5 separate regions of the Homo sapiens genome follow, and all the other regions are linked to region 3. The links are chromatin loops, found by intact Hi-C in ENCODE. Cell type or tissue: OCI-LY7. All regions are shown on one strand. Each heading gives the region's core, and the rest is flanking DNA. Links, peaks and the distances in the headings are about the cores only. Region 1 has its middle 44 kb from the start of FAM124B. Region 2 has its middle 33 kb from the start of CCDC195. Region 3 overlaps LOC105373909 (a long non-coding RNA gene). Region 4 overlaps DOCK10 (dedicator of cytokinesis 10). Region 5 overlaps MRPL44 (mitochondrial ribosomal protein L44).

The links. Hi-C counts contacts between places; a loop is a spot of excess contacts. Peaks named below come from ENCODE experiments on the same cell type or tissue, not always from the same donor. Only the 100,000 strongest peaks of a DNase experiment are listed, where the experiment ranks them.
Region 1: a loop joins it to region 3, with 9 times the contacts of the local background. A loop is called at or near these places in 108 of 110 quality-filtered maps.
Region 2: a loop joins it to region 3, with 2.2 times the contacts of the local background. A loop is called at or near these places in 2 of 110 quality-filtered maps.
Region 4: it touches region 3 in a loop (6-fold over the local background); 26 of 110 quality-filtered maps call a loop at or near these places.
Region 5: a loop joins it to region 3, with 5 times the contacts of the local background. A loop is called at or near these places in 30 of 110 quality-filtered maps.

What each region holds. Positions count from the first base shown.
Region 1 is chr2:224,354,802-224,361,357 of GRCh38, forward strand. No RefSeq gene overlaps it. Among named protein-coding and RNA genes, the nearest start is that of FAM124B, 44 kb to the right of the region's middle. In OCI-LY7, for the core only: CTCF peaks have their summits at 2,755, 2,959, 4,979 and 5,181; DNase peaks (open chromatin) are centred at 2,780 and 4,990.
Region 2 is chr2:224,745,945-224,752,500 of GRCh38, forward strand. No RefSeq gene overlaps it. Among named protein-coding and RNA genes, the nearest start is that of CCDC195, 33 kb to the left of the region's middle. In OCI-LY7, for the core only: a CTCF peak has its summit at 3,391 (motif pointing right); no DNase peak of the experiment used is centred there; H3K4me3 peaks cover 7 bases; H3K27ac peaks cover 1,203 bases.
Region 3 is chr2:224,647,860-224,654,415 of GRCh38, forward strand. All of the region lies in intron 2 of LOC105373909 (a long non-coding RNA gene), which reads left to right. Among named protein-coding and RNA genes, the nearest start is that of CCDC195, 65 kb to the right of the region's middle. In OCI-LY7, for the core only: CTCF peaks have their summits at 3,153 (motif pointing left) and 3,353; a DNase peak (open chromatin) is centred at 3,172; H3K4me3 peaks cover 869 bases; H3K27ac peaks cover 2,077 bases.
Region 4 is chr2:224,775,528-224,780,527 of GRCh38, forward strand. DOCK10 (dedicator of cytokinesis 10) reads right to left here. Exons shown (of 56, transcript NM_014689.3): 51 at 2,611-2,757. Among named protein-coding and RNA genes, the nearest start is that of CCDC195, 62 kb to the left of the region's middle. RefSeq lists an enhancer at 3,086-3,185. In OCI-LY7, for the core only: a CTCF peak has its summit at 3,091 (motif pointing left); a DNase peak (open chromatin) is centred at 3,084; H3K27ac peaks cover 588 bases.
Region 5 is chr2:223,967,575-223,974,024 of GRCh38, forward strand. MRPL44 (mitochondrial ribosomal protein L44) reads left to right here. Exons shown (of 4, transcript NM_022915.5): 4 at 1-140. Among named protein-coding and RNA genes, the nearest start is that of MRPL44, 13 kb to the left of the region's middle. In OCI-LY7, for the core only: CTCF peaks have their summits at 2,892 (motif pointing right) and 3,096; a DNase peak (open chromatin) is centred at 2,897.

The sequences.
Region 1 (6,556 bases), core at 618-5,617, 290 kb before region 3:
CCCAGGCATTCTTGGCCCCTGGGCTTCTTTATGTCAGAAATTTAAGATGTGCCTGATCACCATTCTGTGGGGATATTCTTGCAAAATAAAAATGCCTAAATCTGGAAAAGGCGGAAATCTGGAACTCTGCCATCAGCAATGCCTCTTAGTCTATTAGTGGCCTCTGACCCGGTTCTTCCATGTGGACGCCCTGGGCTGATGATTCCCCGGGGGCTGTGGGAGCCCGGGGTGGGGTGCGGGGAGAGCAGGAGGGATGTGCTGAGAAACTCCTCTATTACCAGCTTTGGAACAATTGGTTTGACTTTTTTCCTAGCCTACGAACAATGCTGCCTCACTTTTTGTTGTCTGCTGGTGGATAATCCAAGACCCCAAACCTAAGATGACAAGATCACAGTAGGTGCGATCGTTCTGCTCCAATTCAGGGCTTTTGAACATTGACTCCCTGTTTCACTCTTCTGATGCCCCGGGTTTTATTGAGAACTATCCCTCAAATCTCCTCATCCTCCTCCTTCTTCCCTCCTCCTCCTCCTCTTGTTCTCCTCTTCCTCTTGTTCTCCTCCTCCTCTTTTTCTTCCTCCTCCATCCTCCTCATTCTTCATTCTGTATCTGATTATCAGTCCCAACCATGTATTGAGTTCCCATAAATTTCTTGAGCTTCCCTGAGAGTTAAAGAGACTTGACAACTTCCCTGCCCATGAAAGAGCTTCTCATTTAGTTGGGACAATAAGAAACCACATGGGAAGTTGAAGAGCACCCGTTGAGCCTGTGGGTGTGCAGTGGGAGCTGTGTACTAACTCCCCAGGGCATTCAGAGCCTCCTCAAACAGCCTGGGAGAAATGTGTCCACTTAGCACCTCCTAACCAGCAAGAACTCAGCTGGGGCTGTACAAAGGTTAAATCTTCAAAGGTCAGGGTGGTATTGGGGGTTTTTAATGATGTGAGAATTCTGCCCTCATTGGCCTCTCAATTGCTCGTACTTTTTCAGAGCTAGAACCCAAAAGGGATGCTATCGTGTTAAGGCATAGGAGGACATGATTCTAAGGAGGGCCTAAGACATGCTGTCTTTGCACAGGTCCAGAAATCAATGATCATACTCAGGATATCCACCTCGCTCTGACAGAGGGATGTACAGGGTGAGCAGGGCCCTGAATTCATACCCTCAGGAAACCCAAAGGACTCCATCAGCCAAGTATTGTTCTGGAGTAGCGAAATGAGCCCTCTTTCCCAGTCCTGTTTCCACTCGGGTTCCAATGAGCCATATTAGAATAGGAGGGAGTGGTTTTAACACGACTCAGGATATAATTTCTTGATTGATTTCCTTCGTGTTTCTCCCCAGAAGATTAAGACTATAGAGCTGTTTAAGATATTGTCAGGCAACTCTTCCTTTTAAATACCAGGTACCTTCCATATTTTAGGATCCTGATTAATTTTTTTATTTATCTAAATTATTGCCGCAAACAAGACCTAGATTCTTATTTTTAAGCAAAAAGCAAAAAGGCCTGTTTTTGCCCCCTACAAATACACACTCTTTCCATGTTCAACAAAGCATATTTCCTGCTCAATATTAAATAACACTTAAAAGTTATGGGTGCTAGCAAGGACGGGGTGAGAGGGTGATGAGAAGAGTGAAATAGGAATAATAAAAGACCAGGAGGAAATATTATGAGAACAGCAACCTCTCTCCAAAATAGTGTCACAGCCACATGGAGCGCCTTCAAGAGGCAGACAAATTACAGAGCCCGTGCAGCAATTCATGAGAATAAAATGATTGAATATTGCATGGGAGATGGATCACCCTTAAAATCTATGAACGTCCTATTTTGGGGGGTAAAACAAGCTAGTTTCTGATACATTTTAAAAAGGTTTATGTTAGTTTAGAATCAATGTGAAGTTTTCCCTGTTAGTAATATTTTGCTTATTTTAATTTCCAGTGGTTGGAAATGTTCTCTGTAGATAAGGTTTACAAAATATGTAGCCCGATTTTATAACAGATAATCCTCTCATTCATTTAAAAAAAAAAAAAAAAGAAGAAGCCGGGTGCGGTGGCTCACGCCTGTGATCCCAGCACTTGGGGAGGCCGAGGTGGGCGATCAGGAGGTCTGGAGATCGAGACCATCCTGGCCAACATGGTGAAACCCCGTCTCTACTGAAAACACAAAAAATTAGATGGGCATGGTGGCACACGCCTGTAGTCCCTGCTACTCGGGAGGCTGAGGCAGGGGAATGGCGTGAGCCCGGGAGGTGGAGATTGCAGTGAACCAAGATCAGCCTGGCGACAGAGCAAGACTCCGTCAAAAAAAAAAAAAAAAAAAAAAAAAAGGAGTAAAATCAATATAGGAGGTAGCACCAATCATCTTTGACAAACACAGAGAAATTTGTAATAATTACCTATGAAGGAATGCTTAAAATGGTCAGAAGTTCCTAGGAATTACAACAGATGTCCTGGTATTTTGGGTATTTGGCCCCAAATCTGCTATGTTCAGCCCATCTGAGAATAAACATAGGCTAGGGACTTGTAGAGACAGCGACAGTGGCCCCTTCCTTGCTTCAAAAGGTTTGAGGGTGTTTTTCACCAACTTTAGGTTAGTGCAGATTTTTTTTAATTTAGTGCAAATTCTTGTAAATATATGTAAGGCAACAAAACATGAAAATGAAAGGACTGATCAAAAGCAAGTGACAGAAACTAATCCATATTTAAATGAAGCATTGCATAATCAACTCTCAGAATGAAAATACTTCCATTTCTCATCGCAAGGTGGCGATAGTACCCCGCTCATTTACTACAGATGCACCCAAGGCCCTGGGAACTTGCAAATACTCATTAAAACAGTGAGAGTGTACATTGTGGATGTGTGACACCTTTTCCCTGTGCAGGTCAAGATTTCTTCAATGAAACGGAATTAATTGGGTAAATATTTACTGAATGCTATGCTACAGGAAGCCCAAGGATTCTTGGTTTTGATATAGACCTTGCGGGGTTACTTCGACACGTGTTTTAGTCTTCTAGAACAAGATGGACTCTTGAGTGGGTTCCTGGCATGGTCTCAGACTACACTGGCTTGGATATAGCTCCAATAAGACATGGTCTTGAAATTTTCCAAGATGCAGATGGTCTAAAATTGGCTTCCTTGTGACAAATTACCACAAATGGTAGGGATTCTTTAAGGCCAGTTGCAGTGGCCTGGGTGCCAGCCTCATTTTCTCCATCTTTGTGCTCCCAATGACAGAATTGCAGGTGGCCTGGCTTAAAGTGGACCTCCCACCATCACATCACCTCCACGCATCCTGTCCCTACTCTGACCCCTCAGAAGGGATATCCTCTCTGACCTGCAAGTGGCCATAACACTTTGAGACTTTTGGCTGGGGAAACCGGCAAAACCCATCCACTGCTGAAGCCAACCCCCTTCCATTTTTCTTTAAGAAAAAGTACATTTTGGCCGGGCGCGGTGGCTCATGCCTGTAATCATAACACTTTGGGAGACCGAGGCAGGCGGATCACGAGGTCAAGTGTTTGAGATCAGCCTGGCCAATATGGCAAAACCCCGTCTCTACTAAAAACACAAAAAAATTAGTCAGGCGTGGTGGTGCGTGTCTGCAATCTCAGCTACTCAGGAGGCTGAGGCAGGAGAATCACTTGAATCTTGGAGGTGGAAGTTGCAGTGAGCCGAGACTGTGCCACTGTGCTCTAGCCTGAGTGACAGAGGAAGACTCTGTCTCAAAAAGTAAAATAAAAAAATTTTAAAAATTAAAAATAAATAAATGAAAAGTACATTTTAATGTAAGGCAATTAATTTGAGTTCATTTGGACAAATGGAGAACAAACATCAGAATGGAGTATCATTAAGAGTATACACTTCTTTTAGCTTAATGAAATTTTGTGTGTACATACATTTCATTCATTAGAAACATATTCTTTCATTCTTCTCTCCATTCGGATGAATGCATAGTCCACTCTGCACTCACCTTCTCGCTAAGCTCATCCTCTCTATGATGCTATGTTCTTTGAACCGCCCCATGCCACCTGCATTAAAAATGTTTCCTGGCCGGGCACAGTGGCTCACGCCTGTAATCCCAGCACTTTGGGAGGCCAAGGCGGGCAGATCACCTGAGGTCAGGAGTTCGAGACCAGCCTGGCCAACATGGTGAAACCACGTCTCTACTAAAAATACAAAAAATTAGCCAGACGTGGTGGCACACACCTGTAGTCCCAGCTACTTGGGAGGCTGAGGCAGGAGAATTGCTTGAACCCGGGAGGCAGAGGTTGCAGTGAGCCAAGATCACACCACTACACTCCAGCCTGGGTGACAGAACCAGACTTGGTCTCAAAAAAAAAAGATCTGTTTCCTTTTGGTTCTTGAGAGACAGACTGTCTAGAAATTTCTAAATTTCTAATTTAGAAACTTACCAGCAGAATACTGCTGGGCAAGTTAAAACAGCACAACTCCGAGGGTCGTGGGGAATGAACTGGGTTCACAGGTGCACAGCACATGGCACGAGGCCAGGCACAAATCACATGTTCTGGGCGTGTTAGCCGTTCCTATTCTGATTGTTCTATATGTTGGGCAGCAGTTTCCGCACTTGTATTAAGTGTGTCTTTTTATTCTGATGCTTTGACATCTAGGACCTTGCTGACTCTAGACAGACTGCCTGAATCAGGCCAGCCAATTTCTAGAGATAGTAAAGGACTCACCTGCAAGTGCACCTTTCAGATGCCAAGCAACGACCCCAGAGCCCACACCCAGCCACCTCCTTTAGCATCTGTCATAGGGCCCTCAGACTCAGGCCAATATTCCCCTGCCCTAATCACCCCAGGGCCAAATACTAGACAACCAGACGCAGTCCCTCCACCCCAGAGCTCACTGGAATTATTCAAACTAGCCAATCCTAAGCCTGCTTAGCCCACCCCACCAGGGAAACCAGGATAAAGGTCCTCGCCCACTATTCCCCTCACCAATTCTGCCTCCTGACTTGCCCTAGTGCTCTCCCATGTGGCCGTGAATGGTGTGGCATGCCCCCTCCACCAGGAGCTGTGAGCAATAGCTATCTTTACAATGGCAGTCTGGCAGTTGTCTCCTGATCTGTTGGCCTCACCATAATTAAATTATATACAATTGAATCATAATATAAGTATGAATAATATTCACAATTGAATAATAATGAAATCTACATTTTAAAACATTTTAATAAGGTTCAAGACAGTTTTGAAATATTGATATTTTCAACATGATTAGAATAAATTTATACCCATAGACATGATGGCCAACTATAATGCATAGAATTATTATGTAACATCTCTTATGAACTAAACATTCTACTGTGTAATTTAGAGAATATAATAATTTTTAAAATAATCTTTAGTCTTCATCACCCCTCATTACTCCTTAGAGGAATCAGGTACATGTGCAACATAGCATAGATTATAAGACAAACTGTGATCATTGCCATTACAGAGATACAAGGAAATATGGGAGGGTAGGAAAAGGAGAGATTAATTCTGGGAAGAGATTTCCATTGTGGATAGAATCCAACATTTTTAGGCTGGGCGCAGTAGCTCACACCTGTAATCCCAGCACTTTGGGAGGCCAAGGAGGGCAGATCACTTGAGGTCAGGAGTTTGAGACCAGCCTAGCCAACATGGTGAAACACTGTCTCTACTAAAAATACAAAAATTAGCCGGGCATGTTGGTGCATGCCTGTAATCCCAGCTACTTTGGGAGGCTGAAGTAAGAGAATCCCTTGAACCTGGGAGGAAGGGGATGAAGTGAGCCAAGATGGTGCCATTGCACTCCAGCCCGGGCAACAAGAGCAAAACTCTGTCTCAAAAAAAAAAGGAAAGAAAAAGAAAAGAATCCAACATTTTTATTTCCTTTTATATGTTCTACATTTCTTTATTCAGTGTTAATTTGGAGATTTATAAAGACTTAAAAATCACTTTTTTAAACTAGTACATTCTTGATTAATTCAAGTAAATCATTGCCACCTGACAAGCTTTTTAGCCTCCAGTAGAACAAATTATGAGTCAATACTGCACACAATTCCTTCTAAGAGTGAAATGAAACATGAGAACTTGTTATAGTTGGAGAGCTCAATTATATACGTGGGCAACTTACATTTTGTTGCCAACTAACTTGGCCTCGTGACAATCTAGTAGGTTGCAAGTTTGCTTGGCATAAAGTTTAACTAGGAATGAAAATTAGCAAAAGTATTTAGAAATTTTTTATCCTTCTATTATATAGTTTAACTGCTTCTGTGGATTATTGTTTTTCCACTTAAAGATAATTTTTATGATCAATAAAGTATTACGCAAACAAGAATCCACTTAACACTAATATCAGTTAGGCATCAGCATGTCCCTGTGATGTACATGAGTCATCTTACATAAAAATGACTGCAGTGATTTTTAACAAAGGAATTCTAGGTAGTCCCACTAAGACTGGGACCTGTGAGGCTCATATGCAATGACAGGTGTCTTTTTTGCCTTTTCTCAGTTGCTGTCTTTACCTCTTCTGGGTAAAAATGGCCTTGATAAGGCCATTGCTTTCTGCCACTGGCCCTTT
Region 2 (6,556 bases), core at 920-5,919, 98 kb after region 3:
ATATTTGTGGTTGTCAGAATGTTTTTATTTTAATGAGAATGGAGTCGTGATTGACATTTGCTCCCTGGCCAGCATCCTTCTTCTTTTGTTTCTTTCTTCTTTTATTAACAGATGCTGATTTTCCAATAGGGAATTATTCCTGCCACACCCATAGCCTACAACAGAGGTTCTCAAATGGGTGGTCCCTAGAACAGGAGCATCAGCATCACCTATGGACTTGTCGGAAATGTCCACTCTTAGACTCTGTTCCCTAGTTCAGGTAATTCTGGTGCCACTGAGCCATCCTACAGCTCCAGGCCTGAATCCTTAGGCACTGAGATTGGTTTAAGGATGGGCATATAACCTAAGTCAGTGGGTGTCAAACTTGATAGGAAATCAGAATCACTTGGACCACGTGTTAAAACAAAAATCGTTGGTCCCTTACTTCAGAGTGTATAGTTCTGTAGGTCTGGGGTGAGACCTGATCACTTTTAACAAGTTCCCAGGCAATGCCGATGATCATCCTTAAGAACTACTGACCTGAGCTAATGAGATTAAACAATTTTGGTGGAATTTCACCTGCATCAATCAGCTGTTGCCTCACATAAGCTGTGTGAGAAACCGTTCCAAATCTCAGTTGAAAACTATTTATTTATTTTTTACACATGGTAAGATGGGCTGGGCTTGGCTCCAATTTTGCTCCATGTGTCCTTCATCCTCCCTGGGCCAGTAGCTACTCAACTCAAAGCATAGTCCTCTAACGATGAAAGCAAAGTGTAAAAGACCGTGTCCCACTGTGCAAGCCTATTTCAGCCAAACTCATGTCACATCGACTAATATTCCGTTGGCCAAAGCAAATCGTGTGACCAATATTGACATCAAAGGCTCTCATGAAAGTTGAGGGGGAGATAATGAATACTTGCTGAATGATAATCTAGTATATTACATCTGGGAAAAAGTGCCTTCTTTCCACTGTTTATTTTTTTTTTCTTTTGAGACAAAGTCTCACTCTTGTCCCCCAGGCTGGAATGCAGTGGTGTGATCTTGGCCCACTGCAACCTCTGCCTCATGGGTTCAAGGAATTCTCTTGCCTTAGCCTCCTGAGTAGCTGGGATTACAGGCATTTGCCACCATGCCCGGCTAATTTTTGTATTTTTAGTAGAGACGGGGTTTCACCATGTTGGCCAGGCTGGTCTCAAACTCTTGACCTCAGGTGATCCGCCTGCCTCAGCCTCCAAAAGTGCTGGGATTACAGGCGTGAGCCACCACACCTGGCCTTTCCACTGTTTTTTTAAGCTGGTAAACTATAGTCTTGGACCAGTTAGTGGTTGACTTTGCAGCCATATAGAAAGAGCCTGCCTCAGAATAAAACCAATAAAAAGAAAATCACAGCTGAGAGCTGAAGAGAGACAGATTCCTGAAGATCCAGCCATGTTGGAAAGTGGGTCTATTATTGCACTTTTTTGTTAGGTAAACCAATACTTTGTTTTTCCTAAGCTAGTTCTTGCAACCCAAGGTCCATAGCCATGACCCAGTATTTAATATTTTTCAGTATATAGATCATCATCAGCCCTTGAGACAATGAATATTTTAAAAAATATGGTGTTTAAGTTGCTGTATTGAAATTTTATTTGCCAGTTTTTGTAGTACTGTGGTATTATAGAAGTTTGATTCAAAGTTAAATTTACTGTCATAGGATTTGTCTTTAATCAGACTTTTAATACCTTAGAACATTTCACCTGGTCATATCTCGAAGTATTAGATGAAAATTAAGTATCTTTCGTCTATCTGTAGTTTCCAGAAAGGAACTCCATATCCTCAGGGGAGTCCAGGAAGATTGCATTTATTAACAATTGTGTAAAGATACTAGTAACAACATTAGAAGCAACACAGGCTTAAACGAGATGAGTTCTTAAGTTTCCTTTTTTTCTCTCCAGAAATAGGCAGTGTAAGACTGGCATAGCACTCCACTGTTATCTTGGACCTGGTATCCTGTCTGTTCTGCCACTTGTAATGTGTGACTGACAATCTTTCCTCTGGTCCAAGATGGCTAGCAGGGCTCAGGCTCACGCGCCTGGCAGGAGGAATGAAGTGAGGAAGAACAAAAAGGGCCTGGGCCAGCTGTCTGGCGCTCTGTCAAGGAGCATTTCTAGAAGTGTCACCTGACATTTCCACTTATATGTCATTGATCAGACTTTAATCACATAGACACAGCAAGGTTGGATGAGAAATACAGTCTTTTGTCTCAGCAGTTTCATCCCTTGAATAAAATCATGGTTGCGTTACTGGAAAAGAAGAGCAAAACAGATATTGGGAAGGCAGCTAGCCATCTCTGGCATAAATGCCAATTTCAGAAGTAAGTAAGAATGAAGTATGTCTGATGGAAATAAACATAAAATCAAAGATCAACAGGAGACAAACTAAAATGGCTACCAAAATGAATGTGAACACATCCCAGAAGAGAATTGGAAAACAAAATGTAAGTAGCTATGCACTGAGAATGAAAATCAAAATGGACAATAGATTTCTAAGAAAAAGGAAGTCGGAGAAAAATATTTTTTCTCAAGGTTTACTGTATGCGGTTCTTGGAATAGAGGAAAATGTGAGCAATTCCGTTTATAGAAAGGCATACCATTGAAAGGGAACACAAATTTTCTTTTCAAATAAAATAAGTCAAAATGTTTTTCGATAGGCTTTAGCAGACTTGGCTTGAATGAAGTATCTTTTAAAACATCTATGTCCAGTATAGTAACTTTAAGTTCATTATCAGCCCTCCAGTGACAAATTTACCTTCCAGAGTAGACTTCAAGTTTACTCAGAAGAGATTTTTCATTGTAAAAAACTCTGGGTTTTGGCATTTAGGGTGAAAAACATCATTATGTGAATTTGCTTAGAGTGAAACGGGTAGGCAGCAGCGTCTCCTTAACCTCATGTGGAATCAGGGATGTCCTTTGCAGGATGGGGAATGCCCTCAGGAAGGGTACCTGATGACATAGTGGGTGATGGTGAAATGGTCACTGCAGGTGGGTTGCTGTTGACCTGTTGAGGAATCTGGTTTAGGGTCAACCAAGTGCAGGCATCTGGTAAGTTGCAGAACAGCAGTGGGCAGGCAGAGAGAACTGAGAATAACCTTGTTCTGTCACTTATTATACTGTGATATTGAACCAATTTCTTCACTTCCCTGGACCTCCATTTCCTGAGCCATGAAATGAGGCTAAGGATACCTATTCACAGTGGAGTTGAGAGGATTAATGAGACCATTTAGGTAAAATTGCTTGGCATGGTGTAAATGGTGGGCACTCAAGGAATCCATCCCCTACTTCTACCCTATACTCTGCCCTTCTCTTTTTTACCTTTCCTCTCTCTCTCCATTCTTCTTTCCCCCAATCCCTCAAAATTTCCTAAAGTACCACCAGAGGGCACAACCTAGACCAACCTTCTGTCAAAGTGTAATAGATTCCATGCAGCTTATGGAGTCCTCAGAGATGATTCCCAAGTTATCCTGGAGTGTCTGGAGTGTGGTAAAAAGCCTTTTGGCTGGAAGTTCTGCCATTCTTCTGCAAGTACGTGCAACACTATATGGCATCAAGTTATTTACTCCAATTTGTTTAATCTAAAATCCAACAAGTACAATGTAACTAGGTTGGAGCAGTCTGTCATTTTTGTATTCATTTCTTCTATTTTACACTCATTGTGATGGCATAAAGTCTTGCTCTCTAGTCAAAATTGTCATACTATCCCTGCATGTGGATGTGCATGGGTTGGTCTTTGGAATAAACTAGTAAATGAATAGTTTTTTTGTTTGTTTGTTTTTGTTTTTGTTTTTTTTGAGACAGAGTCTCACTCTGTTGCCCAGGCTGGAGTGCAATGCAATGGCGTGATCTGGGCTCACTGCAACCTCCGCCTTCCGGGTCAAGCCATTCTCCTGCCTCAGCCTCCCAAGTAACTGGGACTACAGGCATGAGCCACCATGCCTGGCTAATTTTTGTATTTTTAGTAGAGACAGGGTTTCATCATATTGGCCAGGCTGGTCTCAAACTCCTGACTTCAAGTGATCTGCCCACCTTGGCCTCCCAAACTGCTGGGATTACAGGCATGAGCCACCGCGCCTGGACTAAATGAATAGTTTACTTTAGGTTTCCTTTCTGCTTGCTCCCCCATGTCCTAATCGTCTCCATTTGAATTTTGTCTTATATTTCTTTCAGAGTAATACATGTATACATATATGTATTTCTACTTAGTTATTTCACAGCATTGCTCTGAAAAGCTATAAATTCCATCTTTGAGCTGTTTTGGGGGTGTTAATTACAGCATATGATTGCTGAGAACATTAATCCATTCAATCAGTCTCCAATATCAACATTATTTCATTTATTTATTTTTAAATTTACTCTCCAGCTCAAAGGATTCAATCTCAGCTTTTAATGCAAGTGGCAGGTCAGGATTATACATTTTCTTGTTTTTACATATCTTCTAGGAATTTTAAAATACCACAAAACCTTACATCTTCCCAATTTTTTTGTCACTAAGAAAGATCAAGTTGACCTTCTAGCAGAGAAGTCAAATCTTAAATTATTTTTGACGTCATGGACTAAAAAAAGGAAACATCTTTACACAAATGACTGTCTTATCCAGCTGGACCTGAGAAAGCATGCCTGTGGAGACTAAAGCAACTCCATCTTGGATGCTAGTCACCATGTTGACTTCTGATTAACCCCAGTTCTGGGAATGCCTCTAAGATTTCTATTTTATCTACTGTTCCTTGTATAAGAGCATATGCTTAGAGTAAATCTGTCCTTAGGTCAAAACAACTTTGACCATAAATACTGCCCTTAGTGAGAGTCACATGACATTCGTGCCTTTCTTTGACTTCAATTGTCCTACACATTCCTACCCTATCATATAGAAGCCCTGGGTCTGGGGGATAATGGTGCCAGGATCCACCATCTTGCCTCATCACCACCGGAAACTATGGCTTTTATTTGTAAGTCACTATTAAATGTTTCTTTCTGAGAAACTGGATTTGTCAGCCTCTTTCTTTGGCCTCTTAACTTCCTTGGCCTTTGTGGCTGGGTTTACATAGGTCTGCCTACCACAGAGCAATGTCTTTTTTGTGTTCATTTTCTTTGTCAGAAATTCTACTTTAATCTTTTATGGACAATCTCAGAGGGCTTATCCAAGGCAAAAAATAGTAGCTAGCATCTTTCCTTAGGGACGTTTACAGATAATGAGTAATGTTTCTGTGCTTTGAACACTTCCCAAGTGCCCACAATGCAGTGTGCACTCTGCTAGTCTCTTAGTAGATGTGTTTCCGCCCTGAGAAATCTGGCAGATAAGAAAACGACCCCAGGTTTACCAGCTGGCACTAGGTTGTTCATTGGAGGCCACGTAAGGAGACAACATGAGTTACCCATTTCCTAGTTTATGCATTCATTATTATTCATTTATTTGTATCATTATTATTATTATTATTATTATTATTATTGTTTTTGAGACAGAGTCTTGCTCTGTTGCCCAGGCTGCAGTGCAGTGGCATGATCTTGGCTCACTGCAACCTCCGCCTCCCAGGTTCAAGCAATTATCCTGCCTCAGCCTCCCAAGTAGCTGGGACTACAGGTGCGTGCCACAATGCCCGGGTAATTTTTTGTATTTTTAGTAGAGATGGGGTTTCACCATGTTAGCCAGGATGGTCTTGATCTGACCTCGTGATCTGCCCATTTCGGCCTCCCAAAGTGCTGGGATTACAGGCGTGAGCCACCGCGCCCGGCCCGTATAGTTCTTTTAATAAACATAATTAGAAAAACAATTTAAAGTCATAACCCTGAGCTTCTCACCTGGGCTCTGTTTGGTACCATCTTCATAATTATATCTCAATTATGAGTGATCTCACAAATATTGAATGCTTACTGTTGTATGGCTTTATGCTAAGGACTTTGTGTTTTTTATTTCATTTAATCCTCTTAATAACCTGGTGAAACTGTTGCCAAATACCAGGGGTTCAACCAAGGTCCTGTTGCTCACTATACAGAAAGCCAGTCCTTGAGACAATGAGTATTGCCAGGGAAGAAAGGCTTTTTAATGCAGTTGACATCAGCTGGGAGATGGTGGGTAGGTTTCAAATTGGGCTCCCCAACCGACTTAAATTAGGTGTTTATATAGTGAGGGAAGGAATGTAACTATGTGTGGGAAAACAGGAATTAGGGAGGGGTAAGGAAGAGGATTGGTCAGTAGGAAGCAGGTGGTCAGTTAGGGAATTATGACGGATGAGGGGTCTCATTGTCTGCATGTTTCAGTTCTGGTAAGTTTCAGTTCCTTGATACTATCTGGGAGGCCTGTGAATCTGTTTTCTGAGAAGGGAACTCAGAGAAGACAGATGTAACTTTCAGCTTTAAGACCAAGAGGGTCAATTTTTATATTTACTGAAAAAACCATTAGTTCTATGGAAAAATTGGGGCAATTTCAAAATTTGTGTATTTATTATTACCATTTTACAGATAATGAAACTGAAGCTCGCTGAGGAGACTCACTTAGGGCCACACAGGCAATTAGCAACGGAGCTGGAGTCCTCCATCTGTGC
Region 3 (6,556 bases), core at 801-5,800:
AGCTGGAATGTAGTGGCGCAATCTTGGCTCACTGCAAGCTCTGCCTCCTGGGTTCAAGCCATTCTCCTGCCTCAGCCTTCCCAGTAGCTGGGACTACTGGCACTCGCCACCACGCCCAGTTAATTTTTGTTGTATTTTTTTTTTAGTAGAGACAGGGTTTCGCCACGCTAGCCAGGATGGTCTCGATCTCCTGACCCCGTGATCCATCCGCCTCGGCCTCCCAAAGTGCTGGGATTACAGGCGTGAGCCACCGCGTCCAGTCTTTTTTTTTTTCTTTTTTTTTTTTAACACAGTATCTTGCTCTGTCACCCAGGCTGGAGTGCAGTGGCGTGATTTCAGCTCACTGCAAACTCCACCTCCCAGGTTCAAACAATTCTCATGCCTCAGCCTCCCCAGTAACTGGGATTACAGGTGTGCACCACCACACCCTGCTAATTTCTGTTTTGTTTGTTTCTTTTTTTTAGTAGAGGTGGGGTTTCGTCATGTTGGCCAGGCTGGTCTTGAACTCCTGGCCTCAAGTGATCTGCCCGCCTCGGCCTCCGAAAGTGCTGGAATTACAGGTGTGAACCACTACACCCGGCCTACACAGGGTCTTTAAAAAGTCTTAATTGTTACACTTAATTGAAGTAGACATCCTTACGTTTTTTTTCCCAAGTTGGTGATCCTCTTTCATAGTTCCCATTATTAAACCTCTTTCTCTCTTTTGTTTCAGACAAAAATAGGAAGGGTTGGTATTTACTGAGCACTTACCAGATGTTGTTGTAAGTACTTTACAGATAGCTATTTAAGCCTCATCTGTGAAATGTATTTTATTAACCAATTTCCGAATGAGGAAACTGAGGCCCAGAGGATGTAAATAATTGAAAGTAATTTAGCTAGTAAGGGAGGAGTCAAACTTCAAGCTAGGCAATTTAGCCCTAGAATTTGTGATGTATTGTGCAGTCTGAAATCAGGATCTAGAATTTTTCTAAACCACGAGTCAGTATTGTCAGGGGGGGAGTAATTGAGAAAATTGATTTCTTGTTTTTCCTGAGATTCCTTTGAATTATCCTCACTGCCTTTGAAAGAAAGGTGTACAAGTGAAGGAAGGAGTACAAGTGATGCCTTTGATAGCTCAGTTGGTAGAGTGGAGGACTGTAGTGGATGAGAACGGACTATAGAAAGTCCGCACTTGGTGTCGTCAATAGGTTCTTGAAAACTGCAACTTTAAGCAAAATGAGGTATAACAAAACCATTTTGTTCTCATTAATGTTATAACAAAATGATGTTATTTGAAGACCTGCAGTTCATCATTTCGCTTAAAGTTGTAGTTTCCAAGAATCTATTGACGAGGTTAAGTAAGAACTTACTATACTTAAAAGTTTACAGATTTGGAGACGCTTTGGGGGCAGTCTTTGCAGAGCGGCAAGATAGCAGTGGACAAGAAAATGGATTCACTTTGTGTTAGATGGAAGTGACTTGATCTCTAGTTAAATCTACTAACTGAGTGATGTTGAGCAAGTCACTTAATGTCCCTGAGCCTCAGGTTCCTCATTTGTAAAGTGGATAATAACACATCTTTGAATTGTAAGGATTAAGTGATATAATTCAGGTCAAGTGCCTAACACAGTGCCTGGTACAAAGAAAGGGCTTAGTAGATGATAGTTCTTGTTTTGCAGGGAGCTTCATGGTGGAATTATAGGATGGGGATGGATTAGCAAGCAAATCTCAGATAAACATTTTGAAACTGTGAGATTAAATTCTGTTTCTGCCAATTTAAAATAAGGTGACCCTTGGAAAATGGTTTGGCACTTTGGAAACTTTAATTCATAATGAATTTAATTTAATTTATAAAGGAGGCTGGGTGTGATGGTTCAAGCCTGTAAAATCCCAGCACTTTGGGAGGCCAAGGCAGGTGGATTTCTTGAGCTCAAGGAGTTTAAGATCAGCCTGTGCAACATGGCAAAACCCCGTCTCTACCCAAAATTTAAAAATTAGCTGGGTGTGGTGGCGTGCATCTGTGGTCTCAGCTACTTGGGAGGCTGATGTGGGAGGATCCCTTGAGCCCAGGAACTGGAGGCTGCAGTGAGCTGTGATGATAGTGTGAGACCTGGGTGACAGAGTGAGACCCTGTGTCAAAAAAAAAATTTACAAAGGAAATTTTTATTTGTAAATTATTTATTATGTAATGTATGAGTCTATAATTATGTAGATATGGTCACCTTTATAATTTGTTATGTGGCACATGTCTCACATATAAGAGGCAGGACTTGACTCTGGACCAGATTAAAGACTAGTTAAACATGGAAGAATCAACATAAGCCTCTCTCCATAAGACATGCCCACCAATGCCATGACAGTTTACCACTGCCATGACAACACGTGGAAGTTACCACCCCTTTCCATGGCAATGACCTGGAAGTTATCACTTCTTTTCTAGAAATTTATGAATAATATGCCCCTTAATTTGCATATAATTAAAATTGGGTATAAATATATACGCAGAGCTGCCTCTGAGCTGCTCCTCTGAACGTAACTGCCTAGCGGGTAGCCCTGCTCTGCAGAAGCGGTCACTGAGTTGTTAGCACTGCTGCCTCAATAAAGCCATTTTCTTCTATCACCAGCTCACTCTTGAATTCTTTCCTGAGCAAAACCAAAAAACCTTCCCAGGCTGAGCCCCAGCTTTGGGGCTCACCTGCCCTGAGACATCACTAATGATCTTTTTTTTTTTTTGATTGCATGTAGTAAAACGCTTCTATATTACCTCTGTTCTTAAAAGCAAAATTAAGCAAAACAAAACTCAGGAAGAGTAAGCTAGAGACCGGATACCTATTGAGTTAATATTTTGATATACAGCAAACAGCATTTGCTATTTTGGTACCAAGAAACAAAGTCACCCAAGGAAGACGATGATACAATTTACACACTTGGAAGGGGCTTTGAGAGACCTAGTTTTTCTTGACACTTTCGTTTTATGGATGAAGGAATGAAAAAGAAAAAGGCATAGTATGGAAAACGGAGACCAGGTGATTGGTATGTCACAGGGAACTTGGAAGCAGTAGTGATAATTTTCCCTCCTGGTGGTTTTCCAAAGAGATTACTTTCTAGTTTGGGATTTGGTTAGTCTCAACTCATTCCTGTAGAATCAGATCCTGCTAAGATTAGGAAGGATCGCCCTCTAGAGGTCAAAATAAGGAGTGTATACCTGCAAAATGGACTAGATTTGGGCAGATGAGGTTCCCCTTCATGAGGATTTTGGAGCTGAACGAAACTCTTCATTTGAGAGATGAATTTAAAGTTTTGCAGAGGGGAAGGGACTTTATCACTTGGAAATAATTAGTATAATTCAGGTAATTTGACAATCCAGCTTACGTTCCTTCTCAGGCTTCCCCATCACACTAAATACAGCAGCAAATCTTTAATTTGTCAACCTTTTTCATAAGCAGGAGATTCAGGAGCAATAAACGAAAGAAGCAATAATTAATCAGCAGTTGGGGGTATTTCTATTTGTTTACTCCCATCACGGCTGCAAGACTGATTGCTTTAACTTTACCATAGTTTGATTAATTCATCAAGACTGGACAGAGTGTATTGAAATGCTAGTTCCACAAAATTTTGCTTGAACTCTTCTTATACTGTCTGTTTATGAAAGTCCTGAAGTCAGTTAGAGAAATGCATGTAGTTAAGGGTAAGAAAGGCAAGGCCCAAGTTCTGGGAACTTGGATAAAAGACAGGAGAAATATTTTTGAAAATGTAATTATAGTAGTAATTAATAAAACATATTTCTGAATGCCTGAACAGGGTTAAAACTGGCATCTAAATTTAAGCAGGATATTTTTATTCAGAATTTACTTCATTATGAAAATGGCATTCACTGAAGATATTTGTATTAGTTCACTTGGATCACTGAAATTCTAATGCATTCACTTCAATATTAACAATTTTTCAGTACTGGAAGCTAATTTTCAGGGAAATGTGATTTATATCTTGTAAACAAGATGGAAAGCAAATGTTTCACTTATTGAATCTTTTTATCTATGCAGATACTTGGTAATAGTTAAGTAATGGAGCTTTGTAGTCGCTGTCACTTAATTTTCTACTGTTTACCATCATCATGTTTAGAAAACTGCATTCAAGAGGAGAAAAAATCACCCTTCTTTTAAGATAGCATATTTCTTTTCTTTTTTTTTTTGAGATGGAGTTTCGCTCTTGTTGCCCAGGCTGGAGTGCAATGGCGCGATCCGGCTCACTGCAACCTCCGCCTCCTAGGTTCAAGCAATTCTCCTGCCTCAGCCTCCCAAGTAGCTGGGATTATAGGTGTGTGCCACCACGCCCAGCTAATTTTGTATTTTTAGTAGAGATGGGGTTTCACCATGTTGGTCAGGCTGGTCTTGAACTCCTGACCTCAAGTCATCCACCTGCCTCAGCCTCCCAAAGTGCTGGGATTATAGGCATGAGCCACCTCGCCTGGCCAAGATAACATATTTCTGAATGGTTTTTGGTTCCTGACAGAAAGTGAGCTGAAAGCTGATTGGATCTTAGCTGGCAAGTCTTACAAGATCACAAATTCTAGGAGTAAGGCATAAAATCAGTAAACAAGAGTTACAGCATCCGTGAAGTAAAATCAGTAAACAAGAGTTACAGCATCCGTGAAGTACAAGTCTGAGAGCCTAAAGGCAGGATGTGAAACTGACGTGAAAAATGTGGCACTTAAAACTCAGGACACAGATATACATAACCAGGAGGAAAAGAGTCTCTTCTTTGGCTAAGCAAAGAAATGGTGGACCACTGACTTGAATTTAACAAGATGCATAGATAAGTATTTTTTACATCAAGGATTTAGACCTGCATATACTTTTAGGGAACAAGATTTGATTAATAGCATGTTGTCAAATATTTTTTCTCCTTTACGTTCCTTAATAGGCCATGTAAATGAAGGACAGTATCATTCAACAATATCCTGGAATTGTCTCTGTTGATATTAAAGAATGTTGGATGAAATGATTATTAACCTGAAATTTGTATATATTATCTTTTTGGTGATAAATTCATGTAGCTTTTAGTAAGCATTTGAAATTATACACAATATGATGAGTTATGTTTGATGTAGTTTTTTGTTGTTGTTGTTTGTTTTTTTTTTTTTGAGACGGAGTCTCGCACTGTCACCCAGGCTCAAGTGCAGTGGTGCGATCTGGGCTCACTGCAAGCTCCGCCTCCCGGGTTCATGCCATTCTCCTGCCTCAGCCTCCCGAGTAGCTGGGACTACAGGTGCCCGCCACCACGCTTGGCTAATTTTTTTTGTGTTTTTAGTAGAGATGGGTTTCACCGTGTTAGCCAGGATGGTTTTGATCTCCTGACCTTGTGATCCGCCCGCCTCAGCCTCCCGAAGTGCTGGGATTACAGGCATGAGCCATTGCGCCCAGCCGATGTAGTTACTTTTAAAAAAGAAAGGATAATAGTTATAGATTTAGTTTATGCATTTAATACTTATGAAAGGGCTGGGATACATTTTGTGATAATAGAGCCTAAGAAGCAAACACACATGCACACACACACACACACACAGACACACACACACTACCCATCTTGTATCATACTGCACATTATATTTTCTCTAAGACTAACTAAACTAATCTCAGTGTGAAATTTACTGGCCAACCAAACAATGGCTTAAGGTAAAACTGCATAATGTCATAAATGTGCATCCTCCAAACTTTTTATCTTTTACTTTATTTTATAAGGTCCACCTTTGGAGGAACCATAAGGTTCTGAAATCAATAAAAACTAAGTACATTCTTATGATTAAAGTAATACTCTACCATAATGGATAGCAGCATTTGTCTAAATCCGGGATACTTAATGTTGCAAAGACCTTGGTCTCACAGGGCAGACTATAGTCAGACCCATAGTTTGATGCAGTGTGATTTTCCTGTTGCTGGCGTTGAACCCAGTGGTCATCAAGTTGCATTTTTCCCCGAGGTTTGTATTCTGCCAAAATTTGGCTGGAAAATTATTTTCTTGTGGATCTGATTTTAAAAGACATTCACAGATAGGTGCAGTGTCCCACGTTTGTAATCCCAGCACTAGGGAGGCCACCCAGGGGGATTGCTTGAGGCCAGGAGTTTGAGACTAGCCTGGGCAGCATGGTAAGACCCTGTCTCTTAAAAAAACAAAACGAAGGTTAGCAGGGCATGGTGGCTCACACTTGTAGTCCCAGCTACTCCAGAAGCTGAATTAGGAGGATCACTTGAGCCCTGGAGATTAAGGATGCAGTGAACTGTGATGGTGCCATTGCACTCCAGTCTGTGTGACAGAATGAGTCCTTGTCTGTGATTTAAAAAAATCTTTTTAATTAAAAAAAAACTAAAGGACACTCACAAGAGCAAACTAACAGCCTTGAGCTTGAAGAGCTCTAATTTGGTATCTACTTGTTACCCCTGCAATGTCTTTCCTCTCTTCACTTCTCACAGAGATCAACCATGCCTACTTGTCTCCCTCCATTCAGACCAGATTTATTTAGCAGAAAGCTTTTTGAAAGAAGTCATATGGATTTCAGGTCGGCATGGTGGCTCACGCC
Region 4 (5,000 bases), core at 1-5,000, 130 kb after region 3:
TGCAGTGGCACGATCTCGGCTCACTGCAACCTCCCCCTCCTGGGTTCAAGTGATTTTCCTGCCTCAGCTTCTCTAGTAGCTGAGATTACAGGCATGTGCCACCACACCTAGCTAATTTTTGTAGTTTTAGTAGAGAGAGGGTTATGCTCTGTTGGCCAGGCTGGTCTCAAACTCCTGGCCTCAAGAGATCTGTCCTCTTGGCCTCCCAAAGTGCTGGGATTAGAGCCAAGGGCCACTGCACCCAGCCCTAGAATGCAAGCTTCTTGAGAGTAATTCAAATGAAAACTTTTAAAAAATATCTTTTGGTCCCTCTATGATTTTACCCATGTATCTAGACTGAGGCCACTGGCTTTGGGCTTGTGCCGAGGAGGGAGATTCCTTGTTTAATTTAGCAGATTAGCTGATAAGCCTATTACATGATTGCAAAATTTTATAGTTTTAAGGTCAGGTTCCTTCTCTTATCTGTAACAAGTCATCCCATGCATTTTTTTTTTTTTTTAAACAAACTGCTTTGGTGAGTGAGTTTGACAAATAGCAAGGAAGACAGGCTGGGGGTACTAAGAAAATCCAGGAAATTGCACTTGCTCTCCCTTGGAGTTGGAAGAGCTGGAGTTCTCAGCTTTTCTAATGAAACCTCAAAGAATTTTAAAACTTCTTCCAATTTTCTCCATCTGTCTACCCATCCACTGCCTATCCAGTCCCAGAGATTTGAGGGACCTCCTGAATTTATTTTGTAATGCTACTACTAATTACACTGTAAGGCGGGTATAATTGTAACCATTTTACATCAAAAATAGAGGTTTCGAGTGACCAGCTAATTTCTCTAAGATCATCAGCTGATAAGTGGTGGGATGGTGGAATGAATTCTTAAGTTGTTCTGATACCAAATTTGGCATTTTCTCATCCCCCCACGCTGCCCCAGGAACTCTGTGTATACTTTCTACCTAGGAGAGCCACTAATAAAGTAGTTCCAGCTGCCTGCCTTCCTGGGGAAGGTGACTATAGCTAAGAAGGAGAATGATGAACACATTCACAGAAATTTCTGCCCAGACTCAAGGATTTCATGCCCAGATGCCTCCAAACTTGAGCTTGTAAAAGAGGACAGAAAAAAAAAAAAAGAACTCTTCTGTAGCCCAATAGAACTGTATGCCATTGGGCACAAACCACCTTTTCCAGCTGCATCTTCTGCCACACTCTTCTATCCAAACTGTGTTTCAAAGACCTGCCATTCTCTAAACATATCTCCCTCTTTCATTCCTCCCCATCATTGCATGTGCTGGGCTTCTCAGCATGCCCTTTGCTTCCAGAAAACTAACTCAAACATCATCCCTTCTATGTAATGCTGCCCAACTAAGAATGAGCTGTTAAGGAAGGTCCCTGCCCTGAGCTTTCCTTGTACAACTTGGACTTTGACTCTCTGGTGACACTTTATTGTAATCTATTTAATTGGCTGTTTGCACAGGTCCTTCTCTTCTTAGCCCCATGTGAACTGTGAGCTCCAGAAGGAAAAGACCCTGTGCGCCTCATCTCTCAGTTCTGGGCTTGGCATTCAGCAGGCATTTGATAGAGGTTGGCTAACTGAACGACAGTGTGTAAGAAGATGCTGAGTAATCTAAAAGAAGAGGTAAGTATTTGCTTTCTGGAGCCAAGAGGAAGGTAACTGAATGTTCAAAGGTTAATGTAATGTAATGTAATGTAAAGTATGGCGTAGTGTGATGGTTAATATTAAATGTCAACCTGATTGGATTGAAGGATGCAAAGTATTGTTCCTGGGTGTGTCCGTGAGGGTGTCGCTAAAGGAGATTAACATTTGAGTCAGTGAACTGGGAGAGGCAGACCTGCCCTCAATCTGGGTTGGCACCATCAAATCAGCTGCCAGTACAGCTAGGATAAAAGTAGGCAGAGGAATGTGGAAGGATTAGACTGGCTAAGACCCTGGCCTCCATCTTTCTCCTGTGCTGGATGCCTCCTGCCTTCTAACATCAGACTCCAAGTTCTTCAGCTTTTGGACTCTTGGACTTACACGAGTGATCTGCCAGGGGCTCTTGGGCCTTCAGTCACAGATTGAAGGCTGCACTGTCAACTTCCCTACTTTTGATGTTTTGGGACACAAAACTGGTTTCCTTGCTCCTCAGCTTGCAGACAGCCTATTGTGGGACTCCACCCTGTGATCGTGTGAGTCAATACTCCTTAATAAACTCCCTTTCATATATACATCTATTCTGTTAGTCCTGTTCCTCTAGAGAACCCTGACTAATACGCCTGGGAAGACTTCCTTAACTGAATAAATATTTTCAACTTGCTGTTTTCTCCAATTCCACCACTGAGCCCAATTACTTTCAGGCTTTGATTGCTATTCAAATGCAAATAACCAATGGAGACGTAGAGAATTTACTAAGCTCTTTTTAAAAGTTACCCAAATAAACACATATAATGTTTTTGACCCTCCTCCCCTCAAATTACCAACCAACAGGCAAACAAGCAAAACATCTAAAATCGTTTTTGTAGTTTACTTTGCATCGTCAGGCAGAAAATGAAAACTTAATGTAGTTAAAGAATAAAAAACTCAGTCAATTCTTAGCACTTGCATGAATACTGATTTTCCTCTACCTTGTTGGAATCCTGGATTATCTTCACATTGTCTGCTCCAAATTTATCTGCATAGAGCTTGAGTAATCTTTGGGAAATCTCGGACAGACCTGTCAGCTTAGGCTCTTTATAAATATACTCTTTACCTTCTTCTTCTTCAAAAAAGCCCTATGGAACATAATGAACCACCAATTTTATTAGACAATGCTAATCATAAATCAAAAGCAAAACAAAAAGCCATTTACTTAAAAAACATATACAGTTTTTGGTTGTCATCTAATCCATTGGTTAACACCCTATAAAATTCAAAATCGGAGAAGAAAACACAGTGAGAAAATAAAGTATCATCTTATAATCAGACATTAATGTAAATATTTCCTAGCCAGGCCAAAGAAACTCATGAAATATCTTACAAATATTATTTTCTCTATTTGTAGAACTCAATGGTACTACCTACTTGCATATATTTTGGGGGAAGAATGCCCTCTTGTGGCAGCTTGGGGTAGAACACGAAATATGGAGCAATTTTTGGCAGCATTCAAAGAGCAGTCAGTATCATTTTTAATAAGATCTCCTGTAAGTCTTTGAAACTAACATAAGAAATGGTGTATGGCATGTAAAGCTATTTAAATGGGCTGACGTGCATCCCACATAATCTTAGATGAAAAACCACAACACTTTATGTAGTTGTCGTAACAGAAATTACATGTGTTATGCTCCCAAGTACTGCTATTTAAAAAATAACTTTACATCAACATGACTTCAGGGACCTCCTGAAACTTACCTATATGTAACTTAATCATGCAATTCACCTTACTAAGAGATCTTTTACATTCTTGAAAAGGAAGACATTATAGGATTAAAAATAGCAATCATATCATCATTTTTATTCCACAAGAGCAAGTAGGTTTTAGCCTCTATTAATTTATTTGTCTGGTTTGAAGCAGGGGGAAGGGAAGATTCTATTAGCTGCAGATAACTAAGTGAAGCAATCTTTATAATTCCTTCTCTTTGAAGAGACACAGAAGCATATTTCCTGTGGAATACATGTGGCCTCAGAATACTAGATTAAGTTCGGAGTTAAGAACCCAAGGATATCTGGTTTCTTTTTTTTTTTTTGGCAGAGTCTTGCTCTGTTGCCCAGGCTGGAGTGCAGAGGTGTGACCTTGGCTCACTGCAACCTCTGCCTCCTGGGTTCAAGCGATTCTCCTACTTTGGCCTCCCAAGTAGCTGGGACTGCAGATGTGTACCACCACGCCCGGCTAATTTTTGTGTTTTTAATTAAGGTGGAGTTTCGCCATGTTGGCCAGGCTGGTCTCAAACTCTTGACCTCAGATGATCCACCCACCTCGGCCTCCTAAAGTGCTGGGATTACAGGCTATATCTGGTTTCTTCTAATTGTAGAGTTGACCCATAAGGAAATGCCTTTTGAGGTCTGGGTGAAGACACTGGATGTCAAAAGGAAACTTACCCATATTAAAAAATCAGTTTTGACTATTTAAAAATATTAATTGTTAAAAAAAGCATAGGCAAAGTGTTCCAGTGCTATTATTTTTTCATGGTGAGACAATATAAGAATATTGATTAAACTCACATCTGTATGATGCTTTATACTTCAAAAGCACTTTCATACATGTAAATAGGATCATCTTTAACAGGGTAATTTTTATTCTAAGTGGGCTGTGGCTGTACCTTTGCAGAAGCCAATGAACAAGGTCTACTCCATAGCAGAATTCTTGGCAATCAGGTAATCACCTGCTTCCTTGCACATCTCCCTAATTGACTTTGGGCTTTCTAAAGGTGGGAAATGTGTCTTCAACATTGCATGCCCAGTGTTTAGCACAATGCCTGGTCTTTAGGAGGAGGTCACTCTATTTGTTGAACAAGCAGATGAATGAAAGAGTTCTTAAAGGGCACACATCTTAAAAAGGCGTATGTGTACCAGGCATAACTGGAAAATAGTCCACGGCTTTAAATAAAGATGTTTTTATTGAACAATTTCTTCGAGAAATGTTCAAGACAAAATGCAAGTAATTATAAATGCCTTGACCCCAAACTGCTACAAAGTGTCATATGATGTTGAAAGCATGTAAAGCAGCTCCTGTCATTCCTGTAGACTTTGTAGGGGTAGTGAGGTCTGACTCCACTCCCACATGACTTCCAGCCTGCTATGTTTTTTTTCTGTTGCTGTCTTTGTGGAGTTTTGTCTGATTCAAGGTCAGGAGTTAGTGGCTACAATTGACAGACTGACACATCAGAGAAATAAGGCTTCTGAAGCTTTCAGGCGAATCCTCATGGGGCTAAAGCTGAAGCAACATTTGCAACTTCAATTTCAAGTAGAAAAATGTCTCTAAGGTTCAGGAAAAGATTTTTTCTTTTTCACCATAGTGTGAAAACTAGTACAAAGACAC
Region 5 (6,450 bases), core at 1-5,000, 680 kb before region 3:
AATGTTCTTGATTTAATTGTATAGAATTTGTATAATTAGGTGTATTTTATTTGCGTCTAGCTTTGAGGTATCATAATTTATGTATCTTATGTGAATTTTTTGCTGTAATACCAATAAAGTTTTTTTTCTCCACATGTTAACATTGCATTTTAATTTGATATACCCAGTAATGGCAGGAGGTTGATGAACTTCGCTTCTGTAATACAATTTTAACTAAAATAGTAATGTTAAAACTCTTTGGGAAATGCATAGTACAGATTATAAGTAGGCAGCTATTTACATGATCCCTAAATTCTAAGTTTAAAATTATGTATACTTCTAGTATGTTTCTTATTCAATTTCTATTATAAATAGCAGGAAAAGGCAAATTTATGCTTTTCAGAAATTGCCTTTTCTAAGAAGTTGAAACTCAAAAACAGCTTAAAATGTTAATGGTGAAGGGAAAATAAAGCCAGTATTAGTTCAATTTAGTATTCTAGTCATAATAATAGTATGTACCAAGCAGTGTTGTAAGTATTGGAACACATTTAATTCAGTAGAGAGGTTTTGGTTTTCTAATCCTTTGTGGTCAGTTCAATAATCCCCTAACTGCAAATTCCTTTTGATTTATCATTTGTTAAAAACTTTGGCAACAGTAATTTTTAGTTTGAGTCTTCCATTAGTCACTCCCAGGGGTTAACAAGAATAGCAGGACCTACGAGTTGAGAATAGAAAAGAGGTAAAATGTTAAAACCAACAGTACATTTGCCATGAATTTATTTATTTATTAGACAGAGTCTCGCTCTGTTGCCCAAGCTGGAGTGCAGTGGCGCGATCTCAGCTCACTGCAACTTTCGCCTCCTGAGTTCAAGCGATTCTCCTGCCTCAGCCTTCCGAGTAGCTGGGACTATAGGTGCGTGCTACCACACCCAGCTAATTTTTTTTGTATTTTAGTAGAGACGGGGTTTCACCATGTTGGCCAGGGCGGTCTCAATCTCCTGACCTCGTGATCCATCCACCTCGGCCTCCCAAAGTGCTGGGATTACAGGCGTGAGCCACTGTGCCCGGCCTGACATTTTTTTATAAAGAAAGATGAAGGAACTTTGAAATGCCTTTCCTGAGCCTGGCTAGGAAAGTGGAACTTGAGTTATCTTACAGGGTTTATAGCTCCCAAAGGTAAAGCAGAGACTTTTTGGAGGGGAAAATTTGAAAAATTAACTAGTTGACTGAATTGGCAGGTTAAAAGTGAGTTAAAGTTGACCCTCGAACAACGTGGGTTCGAATTGTGCAGATCAGTATATATATGCAGATTTTCTTCTGCTTCTGCCAACGTGAGACAGCAAGACCATCCCCCTTTTCCTCCTCCTCTTTAGCCTACTCAGCGTGAAGACAAGGATGAAGACCTTTTTGATCATCCGTGTCCACTTAATGAATAGTAAATATATTTTCTTTGATTTCTTTAATATTTTTAGCTTTGTTGTAAGAATAAGGTTTATAATCTATATAATAAAATATGTGTTAATTGATTATTTATTAATATATCATCAGTAAGGCTTCCAGTCAGCCATAGGTTATTAGGAGTTAAGTTTTTGGGAAGTTTAAAGTTAATATACAGATTTACTGCTACATGAGGGGTCAACATCCCTAATCCCTGCATTGTTCAAGGGTCAACTATATTTTACCTTTTTTTCAGAGTTAACTTCAACTCCTAGTAATGGAACACAAGGATAGAGGACCAAAACCAGTGGTAAAATGCCATTTATATGTGTTACTCACAAGTAAACATGATTTGATAAGCATCTCATTGGCACTGTAGGAGAAAAGAGATTATATGACAAACTTTTCTGGAAAGCAAAAGACATGTCTTCTGACCACTTATCCAGCATCTGTGAGATGGCAGAATCTAGCTGTGGTATGATTCTAATTTTTTTTAAGGTAAACATTAAGAAAGTCTAGGGAATTCATTTGCAAACCCAGTAATCCTTTTCTTCCCCCTCCCCGCCCCCCCCCCCCCCCCGCTAAATAGTGCTGATTGTGCGTTCCCAAATTTCTCCTGCTCAGGGGAGTTTGCAGGACCTTACCCTGCAAGCTTAGAGGGGAACTATCCTTTTAGGTTTTCAAACTTTTAAACTTTGAATGCTTCCAAATTTACATGTGGGACAAGTCTGGCTCTAGTTCATAAAACTACTTTGCAAGTAGAGATCCATATGCCTTATGTAGAATGTAATTTCAACATATTTCTAAGTAAAGCCTTCTTTGAACTTAAATTGTTGTACTTTTTAAAAGCACCCTCTAAAATAGGGTAGAAATGTAGAAAATTTAGAAAAATTGACATACATTTTCAATTGCATATCAAATATAGCTTGAAATTTGGAACCAGTCTCTGAGTAGCTATTTGTCCTATGAGCCTAACTGCATAAGTATGATATGTGGGTAGAAGGAACATGTGGGTACAAGAATGTCATCAAATGGTGCATGTGACCAAGAGCATTCAGTGACCATGTGAAGGACTAGCTCTTTGACTAATGCCTCGTCCATGTTGAGAAGACAGTCATAAGACTGGAAGCACTGACATTTGAATTTAGGTTCACACCAGAGGAAGACATTAGTCATTTACTTTGAAATTCTGACTTTTTCCACCTTTTCCCACTCTCCAGTTCCCTGTGCCCAAAGTATAATTGTACCAAAAAAATCCTCTAGCCAAAAATGTAACATTAATGTCTACAGACTTAATTACATAACCCCTATTCTTTTAAATTCATACTCTTTATTATATGCATATGTATAATGAGGAATATTTTTCTCAAAGTGTTGTATGTGGTCACAAGAAAGTAAACTGGAAACTAACACTAAACTCCAAGTAAGAATGGAACAAATTGGAGCTTTTTGTGTTCAGAGCTGTACTGATTTTGGCCACAAGATGGTGCTGTAATCCTATTGCACAATTTAGTATGTGAATTGGCCATTATGGGGAACCTATTTTCTACCGATACAGGAAAGATTATGTCTATATGGCACAGGATTACCATGAAATATGACTTTTCAAGGCCCCTTTCGGCTCTAATATTCCATGAATACTTCTTCAGGAGCCAGCTCACCTTGTTCTTCCCTCGCCTTTGGATGTTACAAGAATTTGATGTATGAACAATTCACCTGAGATGTGAAGGTATGGATTTTTGAGCTCTTTTCTATTCACCGGAAAGAAGGAAGAGTGCAGGGCTGCCATAGATAAAACTTTTAGAAGACCTTTTTGCAGGCCTCTTCTTGGTGTTTCTTTCTTCCTACTTCCTTTTGTTGATAGGAGAAGATGCACTGCGGAGGCAAGGGAATCCTGTGTCCATCGGGACAGTTCCTGAAGCCAGACGTAGACAGTCTTCCCATCAGGGTGGCCAGCTCACAGCAGCCCTCAGCAGAGGGGTATGCACTGAGGATGCTCAGCTGCCAGCATGCTGCCCACGTTCTTCATCCTAAGCCCACTTTGTTTTTCTTCCCCTCAGTTCATCCCTGTTCCATTTCCCCCAGCCTTAGTTTGCAAAGTCCCTCAACTATTGTCCTCTGGGACCTAGAGTCTCTTAACTTTGGTTGAGTATCAGAGCACTTACTTGAAAGCCATGGTTCTCTCTGTATAATACCAAGAATGATTGCTAGATCTAATCCCATCATGCAAACTAATAACAATTTTTCCTGGAACTTATACAATCAAAAATCACAATCACACATGCTCCTGAAAAAAGAAAGCTGTTTTGGCATTGGTGGTCTTTGTGCTTTCCATGACTATTTGTTGTTCATTTATCTGCCTGCCTATTAGTGTTTACTAATACAGAAGACTAATGGTTTAAGAAAACTTTCTGGGAGAAAAACAATTGGGAAAGTTGAAAACATTAACTTATTCCTTCTTCAATTGAGGAAGAACGACATTATTTGATTATTCAGAGGAGTTCAAGGAGTATCTTTTCACCTGAGCTGTTGTGTATTAAAATTGCAAATGAAGGCCTGGCATGGAGACTTATGCTTGTAATCTCAGCACTTTGGGAGGCCAAGGTAAGAGGATTGCTTGAGCTCAGGAGTGAGACCAGCTGTGATGCATAGCAAGACCCTGTCCCTATTTTATTTTTCAAATTTCAAATGAACTCAGTTTGTTCTATTCTGATCCTCTTTTTTGCAGAAGACATGAGTAAAGAGGTCATTGACAGAGAAGGATATTTCCGAGAGGGGAAGAGTTTGACTTTCTGACAATGTTTCCTGTACATAAACTATTGATGTCAGCATCTTCACATGAAGACATATCAGTAAGGGCCAGGAGACGTTTAGCAATAGACTTACACAGTTAATAAGACAAATCTAGTAAAAAAAAAAAAAAAAAATCAGCTGAGCGTCATCAGATGAACTGACTTGACAGTGATGTTCATGAGGCTCCTGGCAGTCCGCCACCAGGACTCAATTCTTGGTCCTGGGATTTTTTTATTGTTTTTTGTCTAGGAAGGATAGGCATGGAGGCCCGCCATTCTTCACTTTACCTTTGGCAAGAGATTATAAACTTCAGATGAAGGGGGTATAGCACTAAGAAATTTAAAATTTCATTTTCATTTTGCCACCTAATAATTTTTTTTTTTTTTTAAGAGATAGGGTCTCAGTAGGTTGCCCAGGCTGGTCTCAAACCCTTGGGCCTCCCAAAGTATTGGGATTATAGGAGTGAGCCACTGCACCAGGCCCCTAATAATAATGTTATCTGCAAACATTAACAATGTACTTGGTGTGAAGAACGGTGATTTCTTATCTTGCAAATTTCTCATTTAAATCACACCATCTCTATTTTTATCTTCAAGATTCAAGAGAGGGTCAAGGTGGGATCATAAACTTAGATGAAGGAGGTATGGCACCAAGAAATCAAAAATTTCACTTCCATTTTGCTACCTAATAATAATTTTATCTGAAAACACTAACAATGCATTTGGTGTGATGAAGAACAGCTATTTCTCATTTTGCAAATTTCTCATTTAAATCACATCTCTCTTTTTCTTCAAGATTTAAGAGATGGTCGAAGGCACAGTTTGGGAATCCCCAGAGAAATGGAGCTTTAAAGCCAGTAGTGTCTTCCACTCTTGGGCCTCCCAAAGCCGACTCTCAGTAGGCAAATGACACAGTGTCTTTCAACATTCACAGGAGGTCAAGGACATAGAAGTCACTTCCCAGCTTACCGAGCTCTCACCTCTCTCCCAGCTGTCACCACTGATCACTCTTAGGAAGTGGGCAATTGCTACTCTGCTGGCCCAGGGGAAACGCCTGCATCCCTGCTCTTTCGTACCCGCCCTGCATGTGAATCTCATGTATTATTCAGTTTTTCATTTTCAGAAAACAGCACTCCCGGTACAAAGGCCACTCCCTTGGGCCTCTTTGTAAACTTCTGTTGTGATTGGGATTTTCTTTTGCTTCAAAATTTCCTGTCACCTCTCCTTTTTAGGACAGAGTGAAAGGCCAGCTAAGTCAGAGCTTTCAGTGTATTTGGGTCGGTACCTACTCTCTTCCTCCACAGTGACCAAGGCAGAATCGGAAGTACCCATCTCATGACCTGTCAAAAGAGTGACTACACTGATGGTTTGTCTCAGTTTTAACAAACGTCTATCATTTTGTTACTTTAGGAAAACTGCAGCCTCTCTCTTGTTCAAACTCAGTGTGACATCTAATCTATAAGATACATTATTTGCTCAAACATGTCCATATACTGGGGCTGGAGGACTGCCTGAGGCCAGGAATTTGAGAGTAGCCTGGGTAACACAGCAAAGACCCCCATCTCTACAAAAAAATTTTTTAAAAAAAATTAGCCAGGTGTGGTGGTACGTGCCTATAAGTCCTAGCTATTCGGGAGGCTGAGGCAGAAGGGCTGCTTGAGCCCAGGAGTTCAAGGCTGCAGTGAGCCATGATCATACCACTGCATTACAGCCTGGGCAACTGAGAGACCTTGGAGTGATGGTATGACTTAAATGAGAAATTTGCAAAATGAGAAATCACCATTCTGCATCACACCAAATACATTGTTAATGTTTGCAGATAACATTATGATTAGAGGCCTGGTGCAGTGGCTCACTCCTATAATCCCTATATTTTGGGAGGTCCAAGGGTTTGAGACCAGCCTGGGCAACCTAGGCAACATACTGAGACCCTATCTCTAAAAAAAAAAAAAAAAAATTATTAGGTGTCAAAATGGAAATGGAATTTTAAATTTCTCAAAAAAAGTTTTAGGAAAAAAAAAACATGTCTACACAGCAAAAATGATCTATCACAGGCCTGTAATTTTTGTGGCAGTCTCTAAGTCTAAATTTATTTCAATTTCCCTCAGGGAAAGGAGGTTCCATAAATTTGATCATTTTGAAGTAAGACAAGGCCTACAGATCATTGACTTAAAGATATCAAAATGTAGTCCGGGCGCGGTAGCTCAAGCCTGTCATCCCAGCACTTTGGGAGGCCGAGGCA